Regions from separate parts of the Homo sapiens genome. Here region 1 is linked to region 2. The links are chromatin contacts, found by POLR2A ChIA-PET in ENCODE. All regions are on one chromosome and are shown on one strand. Each heading gives the region's core, a stretch centred on a gene start or an enhancer-like site at or near the end of the contact. The rest is flanking DNA. Distances are from core to core; before and after follow the strand shown.

Region 1 (6,582 bases), core at 3,777-6,276, 230 kb after region 2:
TGTGAAATGGCGTTAATAATACAAAACTGCTGTAAAAAAATTGTAATTTTTACAGTAGATTGCAAGATACCTGCCACACAATATCTATTGTTACTATTATCCTGTTAAATCAGTTTAGAAATAACATTTATAGCATGTGAAAGCATATGCTTGCTCTCAGTGTTACTAAGTTTGGTGTTGTTCTTGACTTTGGCCAAGGTAAGGACAGGTTGGGGCTAAGTATATGGATGGTGGATGGAAATAAATTATAATTTTTACAAAAAATAGAGCATGTACACACACATTCTCCTTGTCTTTTTTTCATTTGTGTACTCACCCTCAGTCTATTTTTTGAATCTCCCTACAAATTCAAGTGGCAAAATGAAAAGGTTGTACAAGTATTGGAAGATAAAATATTGTCATAGAGACATTTAGCGAGCAGTGGCTCTGCTCTGTCAGCATTTCCAGGCAGTCATAGAGGTACATGTGTGAATTCCCATTCTCATGACCCCAAGGCCATTCTAATCCCCCCATTCTAATCCCCTGGCTCCTCACCTCCTTCCCCTTCCTCTCACTGTTCTCACATTTTCTCCTCGTTTTTCCTCCTCTCCTCTCCTTCTCCTCCTTTTCTCCCCGTTTTCTGTTTCCTCCTCCCTCTCCCCCTCCTCCTTGTCTTTTTCTTCTTTCTTTAAAATTGTGGTAAAATATACCTGCTACAGAACTTACCATCTTAACTGTTTATACGTTTATGGTTCTGTGACATTACAAACTTCCACATTTTTTGCAACCATCACCATACTCCATCTCTTGAACTTTTGATCTTTCCAGACTGAAACGCTGTACCCATTGAACTCTGACTCCCCATGCCTGCCTCCCATCACAGCCACTGGAAACCACCATTCTACTTTCTGTCTCTATGAATTTGACTACTTTTGGTGTCTCGTATAAGTAGGGTCATATAGTATTTGTTCTTTTGTGACTGGCTCATTTCACTTAGCATAATTAGCCTTCAAGGATCATCCCTGTTGTAGCATGTATCAGAATTTCATTCCTTTTTAAGGCTGAATCATATTCAATTGTATGTATTAATATATACCACATTTTTGCTTATCCGTTTATCCATCGACAGACACTTGTGTGGCTTTCACATTTAGTATTTGTGAATAGTGCTGCTATGAACATGGGTGTACTCATATCCCTTCAAGAGCCTGCTTCAATTCTTTTGGGTACATACTCAGGAGTGGAACTACTGGATTATATGGTAATCGTATTTCTAATTTTTTGAGGAACTACCATACCGTTTTCCACAATGGCTGTACCATTTTACATTCCAACCAACAGTGCACAAGGGCTCCAGTTCTTCCACCTTTTCACCAACATTTATTTTCTGATTTTTCGATAGTAGTCATTCAAATGGGCGTGAGATGGTATCTCGAAGTTTTGATTGCATTTCCTTAGTGATTAGTGATGTTGAGCATCTTTTCATGTGCTTATTGGCCATTTGTATATCTTCTTTGGAGAAATATCTATTCAGTTCCCTTGCCTGTTTCTTAGGTTGTTTGTTTTGTTGTTGTTGAATTTTTAGGTGTTATTTGTGTATTCTGAATATGAATCCCTTATCAGAAATATGATTTGCAAATATTTTCTCCCATTCTGTGGGTGGCCTTTTTACTCTGTTGTCTTTTGATGTGCAAAATTTTAAAATTTTTAAATGAAGTCTAATTTATCTATTCTTTTCCTTTTGTTGCTTATGCCTTTGGCATCATATCCAAGAAATAACTGCCACATTCAATGACATGAAGCTTTTGTCCCATTTTCTCCTAGGAGATTTATAGATTTAGGTCTTATGCTTAGGTCTTTGTTCCATTTTGAGTTAATTTTTGTATATGGTGTTATGTAAAGTCTGACTTCATTCTTTCGCATGTGGACATTTCATTTTCCTGGCACCATTTGTTGAAAATGTTGCCCCTTCCCATTGAGTGGTCTCGGCATCCTTGTCAAAAATCATTTGACCATATATGTGAGGTTTTATTTCTGGGTTTTCTGTTCTGCTGGTGCATCTCTCTGTCTTTATGCTAGTATCACCATGTTTTGATCACTGTAGCTTTGTAGTAAGTTTTGAAGTCAGGAAGTGTGAATCCTTCAGCTTTGTTCTTTTTCAAGATTGTTTTTGGCTATTCAGGGTCCTTTGAGAGTCCCTATGGATTTTCGAATGGATTTTTCTATTTCTGCAAAAATTGTCATTGGGATTTTGATAGAGATTGCATTGAATCTACAGATTGCTTTGGGTGGTATTTATATCTTAACGGTATGAAGTTTTCTAATTCATGAACATGGTATGTGTTTTTATGTATTTATGTCTTTTTAAATTTCTTTCAGAAAGTTTTTATTGTACAAGTCTCTTAACTCCTTGATTAATTCCTAAGTATTTCATTGTTTTTGATGCTATTATAAATGGAACCATTTTTGTAATTTCCTTTTCAGATTGTTCATTGTTAGTATATATAAATGCAACTTACTTTTATATGTTGGCTTTGTATCCTGCTACTTTATTGAATTTATTATCTCTAACAATTTTTTGAGTGCGGGATCGGGGGATCTTTCGGAGATAAGATCAGATCATTTGCAAACAGAAATAGTTTTATTTTTCCTTTCCAATTTGGATGGCCTTTATTTCGTTTTCTTGCCTAATTGCTCTGGCTAGAGCTTCTTGTACCATGTTGAATAGAAGTGGTGAAAGCAGGCATCCTTGCCTTATTTCTGATCTTAGAGTAAATGCTTTTAGTCTTTCACCATTATGATGTTGGCTATGGGTTTTTTCATATATGGATTTTATTATATTGAGGTAGATTTCTTTCTAGTATGTTGAGTATTTTCAACATGAAAGGGTATTGAATTTTGTCAAGTCCTTTTTCTGAATCAACCACATTGAGATGATCATGTGGTTTTAGTCTTTCATTCTGTTAACATTATATATTATATCAATTTTTCTATGTTAAACCATCCTTGCATTTCGGGACTAAATCTCATTTGGTTGTGGTGTATAATTCTTTTAATATTCTGCTGAACTCAGATGGCTAGTATTTTGTTGACAGTTTTTACATCAGTGTTTATAAGGGATATTGGTCTATAGTTTTCTTTCTTTTTCTGGCTTTGCTATCACGGTAATACTGGCCTCATAGAATGAATTAAAAAGTGTTTTATCAGCCGGGTGCAGTGGCTCATGCCTGTAATCCCAGGACTTTGGAAGGCTGAGGTGGATGGATCACCTGAGGTCAGGAGTTCAAGACCAGCCTGGCCAACATGGTGAAACCCCATCTCTACTAAAAATACAAAAATCAGCTGGGCATGGTGGTGTGTATTGGTAGTCCCAGCTACTGAGGCAGGAGAATCACTCGAACCCAGGAGGCAGAAGCTGCAGTGAGCCAAGATTGCGCCACTGTACTCCAGCCTGGGCAACAGAGTAAGACTCAGTCTCAAAAAACAAACAAACAAACAAAACGTGTTTTATCTTCTTCAGTATTTTGAAAGAGTTTGAGAAAGATTGGTGTTAATTCTTTATTTTTATTTTTATTTTTTGAGACGGAGTTTCACTCTTGTTGTCCAGGCTGGAGTGCAATGGTGCAATCTCAGCTCATTGCAACCTCTGCCTCTCAGGTTCAAGTGATTCTCCTGCCTCAGCCTCCCAAGTAGCTGGGATTACAGGCATGTGCCACCATGCCCAGCTATTTTTTGTATTTTTTTTAGTAGAGACAGGGTTTCATCATGTTGGCCAGGCTGGTCTTAAACACCTGACCTCAGGTGATCCACCTGCCTCAGTTTCCCAAAGTGCTGGGATTATAGGTGTGAGCCACTGCGCCTGGCTTACTTCTTTAAATGTTTGGTGGAAGGTTGTGCATTTTTAAAAACAGTTTTAAAGAATATATTTAATCAGCTGAACTGAGGGAATTGTTACATTTAGGATAAAGAGAAGTTTGGAAAACTGTGGGGTTTCCAGATTCATTGTTTTATCTCCAAGTGACAATTCCCTTCTGCTCTCCCGAGTCTTTACCACAGGACTGAAGATTCAGTTTGGCCTCTGTGATGTGGCCTGGCCGACAGTCTGTTGCTCTCTCATCCTTTAGGAGTCCTGGATGATTAGTAAGCATTTTCTCACAGCAAATGATTCAGAATGAAATGTAGTTCCAGATACAAAAATTATTTCTGAAAATAACCTCACTTCTTTAAAACCATTTCTGTTATATGTTGATTTAAAAGCATTTATACTGATCTCCAGTCAACTTTCTCTTTCTCTTGGTGTTCCTTCTTCATCCCTCTCCCCACTCTCTTTCTCTCTCTTGCCTGCCCACCTGCCCGCCCCCCTCCCTTCCTCCCTCCCTCTCCTTCCCCCTCCTTCTTCCTTCCTTGCTTCCTTCCTTCCTCCCTCCCTCCCTCATGGAATACCCAGAACAATACTGTCTAATAGACATATAATATAAGCCACATGTGTAGCCATGCTAAAAAAAAAAAAATGAAGAGAATTAGGTGAAATTGATTTTAATAACACACTTTATTTAACCTAATATATCCAAAATATTATTTCAATATTTAATTAATATAAAAATTAATGAGCTATTTAACTGTATTTTTCATAGTAAGTCTGTGAAATCCACTGTTTTAAACTTGAGATACATCTCAGTTTGGACTGATCACATTTCAAGGACTCAAGAGCCACATGTGTCTAGTGACCACTGTATTAGACAGTGCAGACCTAGTGTATTTGGTACCAAGCACGTAAAGTCCAGAAAAGGGCAGCCCTCCACTTTGCTTCATGGACAGGACAGATCAATAAAGGATGAATGATGGCTGTGAGTACCTGGGGAGGAGCTGTGCATAGAGTATTAGGGAAGCCCAGAGGAGGGGGTCCAAAGGCAGACCTGTGAGCTGGGGCCTCCCTGCAACTTACTTGGCTTGTTCACTACCACTAGATCTCATTTCTTTGAACTAGTCCCCTGTGGGGAGGCAACTGAGCTGGAGTTTGGCATGGGCCCCAGTCCATCAGACATTAACTTTTTGCCTCATGTATTAAGAGAGCCACTGGCAAGTTCACATTTAATTACAGGCTCTGCTCTGGCCACAGGTTTGGGAGCTGGGATTTTGGAATCACAACCTCACTGCTTTCTGTTCTGGTCTGCCTTTCATTCCCACACACAGGATGGCTCATCTAGCTTCCTGGAGATTGCTCTCCGGCCAGGTGCACCTCCTTGCTTCTTTTTACTGCAGTGCCCAGAGGAAGATGTAAAGTATGACTGAGGGAAGGGAAGGAAGAAAACATTTTTATTTTCTTCTTTGTCTAGACACCTCCCCTACTCATCTCTGGGAGGCAGCACCAAGAGCTCTGGTTGTTAATGGAAAGGTCATCAGGTGGCCTTCTGTGGATCCACCTTGTCCCCACCCTGGCCACTGTGCCTGACCTGCTTCTCAGGGATTTAGAGAGGTAGCTAATGTGGATGGTGTGGCTCCAGCAGTTAGGCAAGTGTGTGTATATCCAGGCTCCCTGCTTGGGGAAGGGTGGTAGAGAGATGTTTACAGATATCCAGCCAGGAAGTGCAAGGGAAGAGGAGGAGCTGTTTCCACTTACCCTCCTACCTCCTTTTGGCTTTCTCTTCTGGCATTGCCTACGGCCAAAAAGGGATGGGAATTTGGCAAAGTAAAAGTATCTCATTGTACTTCCCCACCCCTCCGTCTCACCTCCCTTCTAAGACTTTTTTCTACCCAGGTCACTTAATACTCAAAGACTGCAAATTCCTTTCCTACTGCTGATGTGGAAGAAGCTTGGAAACATGTTCCTTTCCAGGAGATAAGTGATACGGCAGAAAGACGGGTCAGATGAGGCCAAGGGATTGGAGCCAGAGTCTTACCAAACTCGCAGGCAGCTTGTGACTGCGGGCATGCTGTGCTGATGGAGGAGGGGAGGCCTGGGGGCTCCATGCTGTCGGGATTCCTCCCTTGATAAACAGAGTCAAGGTGGGTAGGGGGACCTTGTGAGAGGTGTCCAGCCCTTTAGAAGATTCTATTAGCATGTGTTGGCTTGTTAAATGATCTACCCATTGAGATTGGTGGCCTGGTCCAAGGCTTTGCTTCTGATACCACTTAATCTCTTTTAATATTTGAACTCTATACTATTAACATAGATTTCTTTGGGAACTGTATGCATTTTCCACCACAGGGAATCAAATCCAGCATATAAAGATGGCAAGAATCTCAGTAATTACCTAAATTCATGAAGAAGCCAAAGTAAAAATATTTCTTCTCTTGGGAATAATAAAATAAAATAAAATAAAATAAAATAAAATAAAATAGATGAGAGCTGAATAGCTCTTCTCCTTACCCCACACTCACAAATCTCCTAAAACTCAAAATTAATGTTACAATACACATTAGCAGATAGCATTTTTATCGATAAGTGTTAAATTAAGGAGTTAACACTGAGAAATTGAAACTGATTAAGAAAATGGAAAAGGCCACAGTATTTGAATGTCACATATGCATACTTATATTGTACCGTAGATACTGAAATAAGATCATTGTTACTGGTGCAGCCTGTGGTCAAATGCATTTTTT
Region 2 (6,871 bases), core at 393-2,892:
TCTTTTTACCTGACGAAAACTGTAAACAACTTTTGGCATTCTACGCCTTTCAAAACAATTCAACTTTTTTTTTTTTTTTTAAATTTAAATCATGGAATTCAGATGAGCCTTCAAGGCAATTAATGTGAGTTAGGTCATATTGAACCTGTGTTTAGAGATACGTAAGGACTTTGATTAGTGCCCATCTTGTGCCAGCTTGTATTTCCCGTTTAGAGTTGGCAAAGGACAACATGTTGTAGCATTGGTCTTAGATGAATTATTGGTCTTAGGTTTTATTACCTAAAACCTGGATTTATTTATTTTTAACAATTAACCGAACTGTGACATCAATATCAGTTCCCATTCTTTGGTCACAGTTTAGTCATTTGAGAAAGGGTTGAGAGGCTTTTTAGGAGAAAAATTCATGCACATGCAGAGTCTACTCTAACACAGAACCACCTCACATTGAGTTTTGAAGCTAAATGATCTTTCCACGGTAATTATAATTAAGACCAGTATATTACAAAGAATCAGTTTACCAAAAAGAACTTTAAAAACCCTGAAGAACTAGGCCACATGCCTAGTTCACACCTGTAATCCCAGCACTTTGGGAGGCCAAGGCAGGCGGATCACCTGAGGTCAGGAGTTCGAGACCAGACTGACCAACATGGTGAAACCCCATCTCTACTAAAAATACAAAATTATCTGGGCATGGTGGTGCATGCCTGTAATCCCAGCTATTTGGGAGGCTGAGGCTGGAGAATAGCTTGAATCTGGGATTCTGGGAGGTGGAGGTTGCAATAAGCCAAGATCATGCCATTGCACACCAGCCTGGGCAACAAGAGTGAAACTGTCTAAAAAAAAAAAGGCCAGCTGGGGACTGAGGAGCAATTTGGGGTTATGTTGATCTTCTTGGGCTGGCAGAGTCTCTGGGCAACAGAGTTCATGCAGCTGGATTAAGGTTGCACCCTGTAGTTTCTCTTTCCACTTGGACAGAAATGGAGGTGTTGGGCCTATAATCTGGTCCTTGCCCAAAGCCAAGTTAGTGTTATGCAGTATTTCTGTTTTGAACACATTTGTCCTTATTTTCCCTTTTCTCTTCTTGCCCACTAGTAGGGAAAAAAATAATCCGAGTTATTTGCTTGGGTGGAGCCACTCTTTGATTGCAATGCCCCAGGGTTTTCTAGGTTAACAAATTGGAGCTTTCCAGCCGGCTGAGTAGGGGTGGGCTACAGCTCTTCTACCCTGCCTTCTCATATTCCTTTCCTTCCTTCCCACTCCAGAAGAGAAAGCAGAGGCCTGGTTGCTGAGTGTGGAGGACATGCTGTTTTGGGGAGCCTAGGGACTGTTGACCACAGCTGTGTCTTTTTGTGGAGAGGAGTTTCAGCATATTCTTGGAAGGTGTGGGATGCAAAATATACACCTTTTAGTTGAGTACTTTTGTAATGCAGCCCTGTGTGCCTTAGAGCTCAGAAACACTGGGGAAGGAGGGTGGGGTAGTTGGACGTGAGGGTGAGGATGGGTGGGGAGGAGGCGTAAATCTCCTGGGCTCCATCAGGGCAGGAATCAACATCCCAGGAAGCAGAGACAAACCCTTTGGCTTCTGTCCTTGTGCTCCATGGGTGAATCAGAAAGGACCGTGGTCAGTTATGTGGGAGTGCAGAAAGCCAGCCAGCCAGCACGATTCGCCTTGGAGGAATGACTTCTCATGCTGCCACCTCCTGCTTCTCTGCTGGGGGTGTGGAAGAAACAGTATGGGATGTGGGCGGTTTTCTGCTGCAGTTTATTGAACAAACAGCTGCCCTCCTCCATTTCTCTCCCTCCCTTACCCCCATCCCGCCACATCCTTCTTCCTGGGGCAGGGTATAACCATGCTGTAAACTTTGGTAGTGGGAGAATCTTGCCAATACTTTCTGAAACAGCAACTTTTTTTTTTTTTTTTGGCTTGGAACTGTTAGTTCAAAGCTGGAAACAGAGTAAATAAAATTTGATCTAGTCATTCTAGAAATGATTTGTATCAGTCCAGAAAATGGCCAGAGTCCAGTAGTTTGAATCTAAAAGAGCTGAACTAAGATAAGGTAAGGAGCCAGTTTTTTAACCTGGCAACCACATGCCCCAACTTGAAAGCCTGTTTGCTGCTCTTCTTTTGTTATCATAACCTCTTGAACAGAATACGCCATTTGAAACAACAGTAAACGCTTCTCAGTGGATAAGTTTATGACCTAGTTTTTGACCAAGAGCACTTACGGGATTGAACGGCGCGGGGAAGAGCAAAGGACCTTGGACACCATTCGCCAGGAAGTTCTGTGCAAACCGGGAGCTCGGGGCTCATTAGAAGCCGGAGACATTAAGCAGCAGCTGTTTTATGGTGTGAACTTTTGCACAGAGGATTTCAAGAGGCTCATTCTCCTCGGAAGTCTGTTTGCAAAGTGGTTCTTTCTTGGCTGTTGCTTCATCCTTCTTCAGAGGCCTATTTTCACTCCGAGTGTGAGCATTTCATGCCAAACCCAGCCATGACCTTGTGGCTGCTGAGCTGCCCGCATGGCCTGACCCCACAGGTCTTGGGATGGTGTGCGCAGCAGAGCTAAACCAGGAGGGGTGTCTATCTCAGCTCTGCTGGCTCTGGGGCTGGTCGCACCCTGCAGACTTGGAGTTGAGGACCAGAAACGCAGGGGGATGTTACAAAAGGAGCGTGATCCTGCAGCCCCTTTCCTCTCTCATAAACTGGATGCTTGGCCCTCCATCCTCTCTCCAGCTTTTTTCGTGAACTCTTGCACCCACTCTCAGCCTTCCCCTCTGCACTCTATTAAATCTGAACTTGAGTTCTTGTTCCGCTTAACATGGGAAGATATGCTTTTCAAGGAGAAGTATGAGAAATGAATTAAAATATATCTACAGTTTACTAATGGTGGTATAGGCCTTAGAATATGGTTAACGAAATTTCTTCCTCCTTTCTTTTCTCTTCCTTCTCTCCTTCCTTCCTTTGAAATTGTTTTTCTTTTTATCCTCCCACTTGTATTTGCTTTTACAGTGAAACTACTCAACAAAGCATACTTAGATGTGTTTTAGAAAGAAAAATCATTCTCTCTAAAGAGCACTATTAAAGGCATGATGCAGTCTGGGATCCATGAGAATATAAAACACAGAATTTAAAGGGTCAAAGTTAACGTTAATTATCTATTAACATGATTAATATTAGTAATAAAACTTACTGAAATGATTGGGTCCCATTTTTATATTTCACATTTCTTTTTTAGTAATGTACATCTTGTATATCACAAAAGATTTACCTATTTCTGTTCTTTTATCATTGACACATGAAATCTATATACAAAAAGATTTTTAAATGGGGGGAGGCAACATTCCTATCATCTAATGGAGAAATAATTATATACATGAAAGTGCATGAGAAAATAATATTCAACATTACAACTGTTTAGGCAGTGTTTTACATTTAAATTTAAATTTAATTTACATTTGAAAATGTAAAAGGAAAATACAAGACTGCATGTGCAATATTATCTATGCAAAAGTACACTGTCGAGTGTTTAGAAGGAACCATGCCAGAGAGTTTATAGTAGTTGAATATGGATTATGAACAGTTACTTTTATTTTTAATTTTTTGGGGGACAGAATCTTGCTCTGTCACCCAGGCTGGAGTGCAGTGGTGCGATCTCAGCTCACTGCAGCCTCTGCCTCCTGGGTTCAAGTGATTCTCCTGCCTCAGCCTCCTGAGTAGCTGGGATTACAGGTGCCCACCACCACACCCGGCTAATTTTTGTATTTTTAGTACAGACAGGATTTCACCATATTGGCCAGGCTGGTCTCAAACTCCTGACCTCAAGTGATCCACCCGCCTTGGCCTCCCGAAGTGCTGGGACTACAGGCGTGAGCTGCCACGCCAGATTATGAGCATTTAAAATTGTTTTCTTTTTACATTCTCTTTCCTCAGTTTTCCACAATGAGCAAGCAAATCTTTTATAATTAGAACATCTAACCTTTATTAAAATACTTTAATAAGGATATCTTCCTCTCTGTTCTACCTATTTTTGTGACGTGGTTCATATTAATATAGGAATTACAAAACTTCAAAAAGTTATTCTTGTTTTAGGTCTGTTCATATTTGGAAGGCTTTCAATTTTATGTATACCTCACCCCACTTGGGGCCAGCCTGGGAGCTGTGGGTTTCCTCCCAGAGAGCTCTACTTAGAGAACAGGGCATTTCTTGCCTACTGTGGTAGTCTCCTTCATCTTCTCCTTTTTAAATAATTATTTTGCTGGGTGCAGGGGCTCACACCTGTAGTTTCAGCACTTTAGAGGCTGAGGTAGGAGGATGGCTTGAGCCCAGGAGTTCTGGACCAGCCTGGGCAACATAGTGAGACCTTGTCTCTATTAAAACTTTTAAAATGGCCAGGCACAGTGGCTCACGCCTGTAATCCCAGCCAGCATTTTGGGAGGCCAAGGCGGGAAGATGACCTGAGGTCAGGAGTTCAAGACCAGCCTGACCAACATGGAGAAACCCCGTCTCTACTAAAAATACAAAATTCTCATGGCATGGTGGTATATGCCTGTCATCCCAGCTACTCGGGAGGCTGAGGCAGGAGAATTGCTTGAACCCAGGAGGCAGAGGTTGCAGTGAGCTGAGATCATGCCATTGCACTCTAGCCTGGGCAACAAGAGTGAAACTCCATCTCAAAAAAGAAAATAAAAGAAAAAAACATTAAAATTAGTTGAGCCTGGTGGCACGTGCCTCTAGTTCCACCTACTCAGGAGGCTGAGGTGGGAACATTGCTTGAGTCCAGGAGGTTGAGGCTGCAGCGAGCCGTGCTCACACTATTGCACTCCAGCCTGGGCGCCAGAGAGACCCTGTCTTAAAAAATAAATAAGTAAATACATAAATAAAAATTAATAAATAAATAAGTAAATCTCTCACTGCATTGCTCAGTGATTCTTTTTCTTTGACTTAAAGGACATACTCTTTTACCCTGCTCATATTATGTTTCTGGTTTTTTTCCTTCTGGGATTTTCCTCTCACCCCATTGTGTTGTTTCTGCCCGTGTTCCTTTTTCCTCCACTGAGGAGATGATCCCTGAATTACTTTATTGAGGATGACTCACAATCAGGGAGCAACAAGTCGCCAATAAAGTTGACAGTGCTTCTTAGGGACCCCATTTGTGGCAATAAAATTTGCAACTAGGCAAGAGAAATTTCAATTTGCAATACAGTGTTTTTAATTGTTCAGATACGTCTTTAAAATACAGTATGGCAAGTTAAAGTCACTTACGAACTGCTGAGATTTTTCTTACCAAAAAAGGTGCTGCCTAGAAAGAACTTTTCAGCAGTGATGCTCAGTTGTTGGCTCAAACATTTGCAGTCTGAAATGATGAAACTGTGCTTGACACATAGTACAGAGGGACATGTTTCTTCCATATCTTGATTGGGAGAACCTTTGAACTAGAAGTGGCACTACCCAGGTTGGTGAATTGAGTAGATCCTTTAGGTACTGGTGCATTTTAGCCCTGGATCCACCTTTTATGTGCTACATAATAGAAATGAAATGAAAACTATTTAACTTTCCCTTGCTGCCTCCACTTTTTTTTGTTTGTTTGTTTCTGAGACAGAGTCTCACTCTGTCACCCAGGCTGGAGTGCGGTGGCACAATCACAGCTCATTGCAGCCTCAACTGCCTGGCTCAGACAATCCTCCTCCCCGGCTTTTTTTTTTTTTTTTTTGATGGAATCTCACTCTGTAACCCAGGCTGGAGTGCAGTGGCACGATATCAGCTCACCGTAACCTCCACCTCCCAGGTTCAAGCGATTCTCCTGCCTCAGCCTCCCGAGTAGCTGGGATTACAGGTGCCCGCCACCACGCCCGGCTAATTTTTGTATATTTAGTAGAGGCGAGGTTTCACCATTTTGGCCAGGCTGGTCTTGAACTCCTGACCTTGTGATCCACCTGCCTTGGCCTCCCACAGTGCTGAGATTACAGGTGTGAGCCACCGCGCCTGGCCTTTTTTTTTTTTTTTTTTTTTTTTGATTCTAAAGGCACACATATTAGAAATTAGAATCTTATGCTGGATAGACATCTCTCCCCTTTTTCCTGTTTGCCCAGTTTTCAAAGGTTAGGGGGAAAACAGTCTCCAGAGTTTTTATGCTTTCTCAATTTGTAACATGTGGTGGGATAGCATATAATATGTCATTTATATATTTCTGTTTCTTGCCTATATTTGCATTTCTTATTTTCTTCCTGTTCTGTCTTGGTATTTCCCTCCATCTCCTACTCTATCCCTAAATCCTTTCCAGGGTGCAAGTCAATAAATATCTGAAATTATTGCCTATTTCTGATGTCTTTCATTTTGTGTCATGCTTTATAAGTTCAAAATTCTGTAACAGTGACCATCACTTGTTACTCTTGAACATATCAGTTATTTCCAAAGTATTCTTTGTTATTGGATAGTCAGTGAATGTCTGGGGCTGAATGAAGATATTCTGGGTAGAATATGCAGTACTTTATACCTAAAAGTGAATTGTAGGAACACTGAATTACTAACTAGATGAATAGCATAGCAAACCATCCGCTGAAACCTAACAAAAGTAGCTCATTTGGGGAGTGAGTTTTGGAGAGTCACTCTGCCTCTGTTCTGTAGATTGTGGCAAATAAACATGATATAGTATACATTGTGTGTGTGTGTGTGTGTGTGTGTGTGTGTAGGTGTAATACTATCTATTTGAAATGACAATGTAAAATGAGCAGGAGACCTTTTAAGACCAACAAGGAGCTTCCTTTATCACTACTGATTCTCGTGTCGAAATAGAGCTTAGAGAATCTATGATGAAAACACTGTGACCCAAGTTCACACTCTAAGGTCAAACTTCCAAAGTTCAGCCCTTGT

The links. ChIA-PET counts read pairs that join two places held with the same protein, here RNA polymerase II (POLR2A).
Region 1: POLR2A ChIA-PET joins it to region 2 with 14 read pairs in PC-9. The contact joins two enhancer-like sites. POLR2A ChIA-PET finds 5 or more read pairs at or near these places in 3 of 52 experiments (MCF 10A, PC-9 and naive thymus-derived CD8-positive, alpha-beta T cell).

Annotation. Positions count from the first base shown.
Region 1 is chr6:22,037,910-22,044,491 of GRCh38, forward strand. All of the region lies in intron 7 of CASC15 (cancer susceptibility 15), which reads left to right. Among named protein-coding and RNA genes, the nearest start is that of NBAT1, 110 kb to the right of the region's middle. Within about 2 kb of position 5,027, at least 10 of the 41 ENCODE cell types and tissues checked have a DNase peak (open chromatin) inside an H3K27ac peak, as active enhancers do.
Region 2 is chr6:21,806,574-21,813,444 of GRCh38, forward strand. The region is part of intron 4 of CASC15 (cancer susceptibility 15); the gene reads left to right. Among named protein-coding and RNA genes, the nearest start is that of CASC15, 140 kb to the left of the region's middle. Within about 2 kb of position 1,643, at least 17 of the 41 ENCODE cell types and tissues checked have a DNase peak (open chromatin) inside an H3K27ac peak, as active enhancers do.